Linked DNA regions of Homo sapiens: region 2 is linked to region 1. Evidence: read pairs that join two places in POLR2A ChIA-PET (ENCODE). Cell type or tissue: GM12878. All regions are shown on one strand. Each heading gives the region's core, and the rest is flanking DNA. Links, peaks and the distances in the headings are about the cores only. Region 1 overlaps PAX5 (paired box 5). Region 2 overlaps ZCCHC7 (zinc finger CCHC-type containing 7).

Region 1 (2,917 bases), core at 119-2,618:
GCGAGCTGCCTAAATGTGGATTGGGCTGGGAATCTTCTGTCGCTGAGAGTGTCTGGTGTGGGCAGTGAGGCCACTTGGGAGGAAGACTGAGGAGGGGTTTCAAGTGTCAGATTGGGGCTTGGAAGAGGTAACCACCAGGGTCCCTTCCAGCTCTGAGCTTTGGCATTCTGTGACGCATGTGGTTGCATTTCCTCTCTTCTATTTTGGAGAAAAGATGAATTTGTTGATTCTTTCCCAATGTCTTGGCTATGAAACCAAATGGGATGATTTTATTGAAGATCATCACATAGTCCAGCTCAGTGTCAATGCTTTTAAGAAGGTGCAGACCCTTCTTGGGTCAGGGCAACAGAATTGGTGATGTTTTCATTTCAGGCTCACCAAGAGGACAGATAACTTTATCTACCTGTTGGTTACAGTAGTTCAAGGGTTCCTGGCAAGAGCCGGCTCATCAGGATGAGAGCATGCAAGGAAGATTATGACAAACAAGCTTTCAGAAGGAGCTTAGGGACTTAGATGAGTTCTAAATGACAGGTTAATAACGGTCCTATCTGTGTCCATCCATGAGGCTGGAGCTGGGGAATGGAGATTAAGGTCAGTGGAGTCAAAGAGGTGTCGCTTAGGGAGGTCGAGGGTAGGTGAAGATCGTGGTGGGAGGTCCCGAGGAACGGGAAATCTGCCAGGAGGAATGGCCGCATTTCACTAACAGTATGAGGGGATTGGCTTGGGCAGATAATGTGGAATTCTGAGGAGATGCTGTGGTAGGATGGTGTGGTGAGCAATGGCATGGAATTTTGCAGACCCCATGCCTGGCCCAGAAAGGCCTGAGGAGAGGACGGTGGTGTGCTTTCTACTGGGGAGTGCGTCAGGGACCCATGTCTGGAGGACTGCTGGAAGTAGCATAGTGTCATGGTTAAGAGCACAAGCTTCGGAAGCAGCTGCTTGTGACTTTGCAACCTGTTACGTTAGTTTTGAGCTCACGTAATCTCTTGGGAGATTGTGGTAATAAAAGTGAATGTAGGCTTACCTCTGGAGTCTATGTGATTCTTCCTTTATTCCTAGCTTTGAGAACACTGGTTATTATCACATCTCAAACAAATACGAACTTTTCTTCCTTTGTGTACAAAGTTATTATTTCCAATCTACTTGGCTTTACCACTGCTTTATCCTCAGTTTTCTCATAAGTAAAATGGGGATAATAACAATACTTGTGTTGGCCGGGCACGGTGGCTCACGCCTGTAATCCCAGCACTTTAGGAGGCTGAGGCAGGTGGATCATGAGGTCAGGAGATCGAGGCCATCCTGGCTAGCATGGTGAAACCCCGTCTCTACTAAAAATACAAAAAATTAGCCAGGCGTGGTGGCGGGCCCCTGTGGTCCCAGCTGCTTGGGAGGCTGAGGCAGGAGAATGGCGTGAACCCGGAGGCAGAGGTTGCAGTGAGCCGAGATTGTGCCACTGCACTCCAGCCTGGGCGACAGAGCGAGACTCTGTCTCAAAAACAAAACAAAACAAAACAAACAAAAAAACAGCAATACTTGTGTTGTAGGTGGTTGTACTGATTAAACAAAGTTTGACAGAGGGTTCAGCCCATAGTAGGTACTCCAAATGTTCCTTTATTATCATTGTTATTATTATTAAGGAGTGTTCTGCCACATCAGAGGTTCTACAGGGCAGAGAGTCAGGGTCATGGTGGGAAAGGGATCAAGAAAGCTCAGGTGGGTAGGGCTGGGTTGGGCAGGAAAGGAGTTGGAGAGGAGGCAGGAGGGAGTTTGCGCAGGGAGACAAAGTGGCTAAGAATTGTCTTGGTGGGAGGGAATGAGAGACAGACCAGAAGGCCCTATCTGACCTGCAGTGATGGGGCATTTGCACTGGGGAGTTTCTGGGAACTTTTTCTTCCCCAGACTTTCTCTGTTTTTACTGTTTGCTTGGCTACAGATTACACAGGCAAATGAGCCCAGGCTTCCAGGGAAATATTCCATTAAAGCAATCAAAATAACAATTTGTATCACTTTTAGAACTTCTGCCTGAGGAGCTAAGAAATCTTTGTACTAAATTATTAATTCTGGGTTGTACTGTAAGGATCTTCCCCTACAAACAAACAATTTAATATTTCCTTTTTGGTGCAACAGAGGACGAGTTCTCCGGTCTCCCAGATCTGCCTCAAAAGGAGGGAGGAGGTATTTAAACCCAGACTGTGATACTTCTAAGGAAACTGCCTAACAGAATGTGTCCCGTCCCTCTCGGAGGAAGGGATGGACTGTCAGCCTCGGTAACCTTGTTCTCAGGGACACTCGCCGCTCCCACTTATGGTCGGGCTGCACCTGTGCTGGCCACATGGCAAGGCGGTAAGAGCCAGAGCTCTGGAGTCCCTGGTCCTGGAACCTGGCGTGCGTACCTGCTGGCTGTGTGATTGGGATAGTTTGCTCCCCCTCACTCAGCATCAGTTTCTCCATCCACAAGAGGAGGGTAGCCATGCCGATATGCTAGCACAGAGCTGGTGTGAGGCTCCCGTGTGTCTCCAAAGTCTTGGACAGTGCCTGGCACGTGGGAGACGTTCAGAGGATGTTATTTATTATTATTTGCATTCTCAGGGAATGTCTCAGTGATATAGACACGGCTCTGCCTTTCACCAGGGGCAACGGGGGTGGGGTGCACAGAGAGTGTGTGGGGAGGAGGATGAGGAAGAGGGTGCCAGGTAGGGAAGTGGAAAGAGGAAGAAGAGAAAGAACAAAAGCATGGAGACATATGCATATGCGTTCAGTCTGGGAAAGGGAGAGTAGTTTCAGGTGGCCAAAGTGTGAGGTGTGCTGGGGGTGGGGGTGATGGTTTTGGAAATTCTGTTAAAAATATATATATATATGTTCACACACACATATGCGTACAAATATAATATAATGAAACATCATATAATATGTAATA
Region 2 (2,917 bases), core at 110-2,609, 340 kb before region 1:
TCCAATAAACCTGACGGTATATTCAGGGTTAAACTAAACATTACAATTATTCCCAATATTTACCATTCGTTTATTATTCAACAAATATTAACTCAGTTACTATCATTTGCAAGCACTATTCTAGATGCTTGGGATATACATATCAATGAACAAAATAGACATTGCTTTCCTTGATAGAACTTATCGTCTAGTGGGAAAGTGAAACAATTAAAAACCAAACATATTAAATATGTAAATGATGTACATTAGAGAGGCATAAGAGCTTTGGAAAAAAGAAAAAGTAGAGCAGGGTAATGGAAATTGGGTACGGGTTATAATTTTACATAGGGTAGACAGAATACCCTTCACTGACATTTAAGCAACAACTTAAAGGAGATGGAAGAATTAGCCATGTACTTCTGCGGTAAGAGCATTCTAGGCAGTAGGCACAGCCAAAGCAAAGTTCTTAAGGCAAAAATATTCCTGATGTGTTTAAGGAACCGGAGACAGGCCAGTATGGCTAGAGTGCAGAAAATGAAGGGAATGTGAAGATAAGAGTACAGAGGTATTAGTTTATGAAGGGCTTTGTAGGCCATTATAAGGATTTTGACTTTTACTCTGAGTGAAACAAAAACTCGTAAGAGTAATATGATTTGACTTATAACTCAAAGAATCACTCCACTGAGAAGAAAAAATAGATGGGAAGGGCAAGTATAGAAGCAAGGAGATCAGTTAGAATGTTACTGCAATAATTCAGTCCAAAAAAGATAGTACCTCTGACCAGGGTGGAGTAGTGGGTATGCTGAGAAGTAGAGGAATTCTGAATATAATCTGGAGGTAAAGCTAATAAGATTTGTTGAAGAACTGGATATGAAAGTAAAAGAGGCCAGGCGTGGTGACTCATGCCTGTAATCCCAGCACTTTGGGAGGCCGAGGCGGGCAGATCACGAAGTCAGTAGTTCGAGACCAGCCGGGCCAACATGGTGAAACACTGTCTCTACTAAAAATACAAAAAATTAGCCAGGTGTGGTGGCAGGCGCCTGTAATCCCAGCTACTTGGGAGGCTGATGCAGGAGAATTGCTTGAACCCGGGAGGCAGAGGTTGCAGTGACCCGAGACCACACCACTGCACTCCAGCCTGGGCGACAGAGCGAGACTCCACCTCAGAAAAAAAAAAAAAAAGTAAAAGAAGAACACAGTAAAAGATGACTACCAGGTTTTTGGCCTCAGCAACTAAAATGATAATTACTGCAACTAAAAAATGCAGAGGAACATGTTTTGAGGGAAAGATGAATTTAGTTTGGACAGGCTGGATTAGCAATAGTATTAAAATATTCAAATGAAGATGTGGAGTATGCCATTGGATACTGGATTATGAGTCTTAAGTTTCAGAGACAGATCTGAACCGGAAATAAAATTTGTCAATTATGGCATGGAGATGGTATTTAGAACAGGACTGGGTGAGAGTACCAAGGGTTTGAGTGTAGAGAAAGGATAGAACATGAGCAAGAATTTAGGAGTAACCAGTGAGGTGAGAGGAAACTTGGTGGGGGAATAGGTCAGTGCCCCGTAACCAACTAAACACAATGTATCTATCAAAGAAGAGGTGTTATCGATTATGGTAAATGCCACCAATAGGGCAGGTAAGAAAAAGACTGAGAACTGACCCTTGAATTTATTAGGAAAGTCACTGGTGATCCTATTAAGAGAAGTTTGGATGGAATGGTGATGCAAAAACCTGGCTGGATTAAAAAGAGAACTGAAGGAGAGAATTCAGGGGCAGTAAATATAGACAAATGTTTGATGATTTTGACCACAAAAGAAATATTCATTCACCATAATGTGGTACCCTATCTCCTTAAAAGTTCTACCTTCTATTATGGCAAGACATGACTTGGTATAGAAGGAAGAATTTGTATATTAGATGGATAACAAGCCCCCAAAGCTACTTGGGTTTCAATTTAGCTCCAGAAAAAAAAAAAAATCTATCTACCTATAAAAAAATCTATCTATCTATCTATATAGATAGATAGATAGATTTTTTTTTTTTTTTGAGACAAGGTCTCACAATGTCACCCAGGCTGGAGTGTAGTGGTGCAATCATGCCTCATTGCAGGCTCAACCTCCTGGGCTCAAGCAATCCTCCCACCTCAGCCTCCCGAGTAGCTGGGACCACAGGTGTGTACCACCATGCTTGGCTAATTTTTTATATTTTTGTGTTATATGGGGTTTTGCTATGATGCCCAGGCTGGTCTCAAATTTTTGGGCTCAAGCCATCCACCTACCTCAGCCTTCCAAACTGCTTGGATTACAGGCATGAGCCACTGCACCCAGCCTCTAGACAGAATATTGACAGAAGGTCTTTAAGTCCAAATGGTTAAATGTTTTTTTTTTTTAACCATTTAAACTCACACTGTGTTGACTTTCATTTCTAATACATATAATATGTCCTGATAAAAACCAGAATACTTTTATGGAGCAAAAAAGCTGTAAAAACAAGAAAAACCTTCACATTTGTTACATATTTAAAAAAAATTTAACACCATTGATCAAATGTAATTAGGACTAGCTACATAAATGTACCTATAATAAGTATATAATAGTAATTAGGACTAGCTACATAAAATGCAAAAAAGGTACTTTTTTGTGTGTAAAAACACATAAATATGTATACACACAGAGAAATAAAACAGTTAAACAGTTTCTACCTGTTTTTGTGTACTTCCTTTTCAGATATTGCTTGCTTAGAGTCTTGGCCTCTGTTACCGTCTAACTTGAATTCATAAAACTCAATGGCTCATGGTTTTCAAAGCTTAGGCCAACGTTTGCAGAACAAAGTCGCTTTGTTATTATAGGTACCAATGTACCTATAATAAGTATTACTGATTTGAAGTTGAGATTGCCAGAAAGGAAGCAAGAAGGCACGAGGGATTGGAAA

What was found. ChIA-PET counts read pairs that join two places held together with the same protein. Peaks named below come from ENCODE experiments on the same cell type or tissue, not always from the same donor. Only the 100,000 strongest peaks of a DNase experiment are listed, where the experiment ranks them.
Region 2: POLR2A ChIA-PET joins it to region 1 with 10 read pairs; 1 of 35 experiments calls an interaction of 5 or more read pairs at or near these places.

The regions. Positions count from the first base shown.
Region 1 is chr9:36,947,655-36,950,571 of GRCh38, reverse strand. The region is part of intron 6 of PAX5 (paired box 5); the gene reads left to right. Among named protein-coding and RNA genes, the nearest start is that of MIR4476, 56 kb to the right of the region's middle. RefSeq lists an enhancer at 2,389-2,913. In GM12878, for the core only: no CTCF peak of the experiment used is centred there; no DNase peak of the experiment used is centred there; H3K27ac peaks cover 334 bases.
Region 2 is chr9:37,287,395-37,290,311 of GRCh38, reverse strand. The region is part of intron 2 of ZCCHC7 (zinc finger CCHC-type containing 7); the gene reads right to left. Among named protein-coding and RNA genes, the nearest start is that of LINC01627, 110 kb to the left of the region's middle. In GM12878, for the core only: no CTCF peak of the experiment used is centred there; no DNase peak of the experiment used is centred there; H3K4me3 peaks cover 1,244 bases; H3K27ac peaks cover 1,561 bases.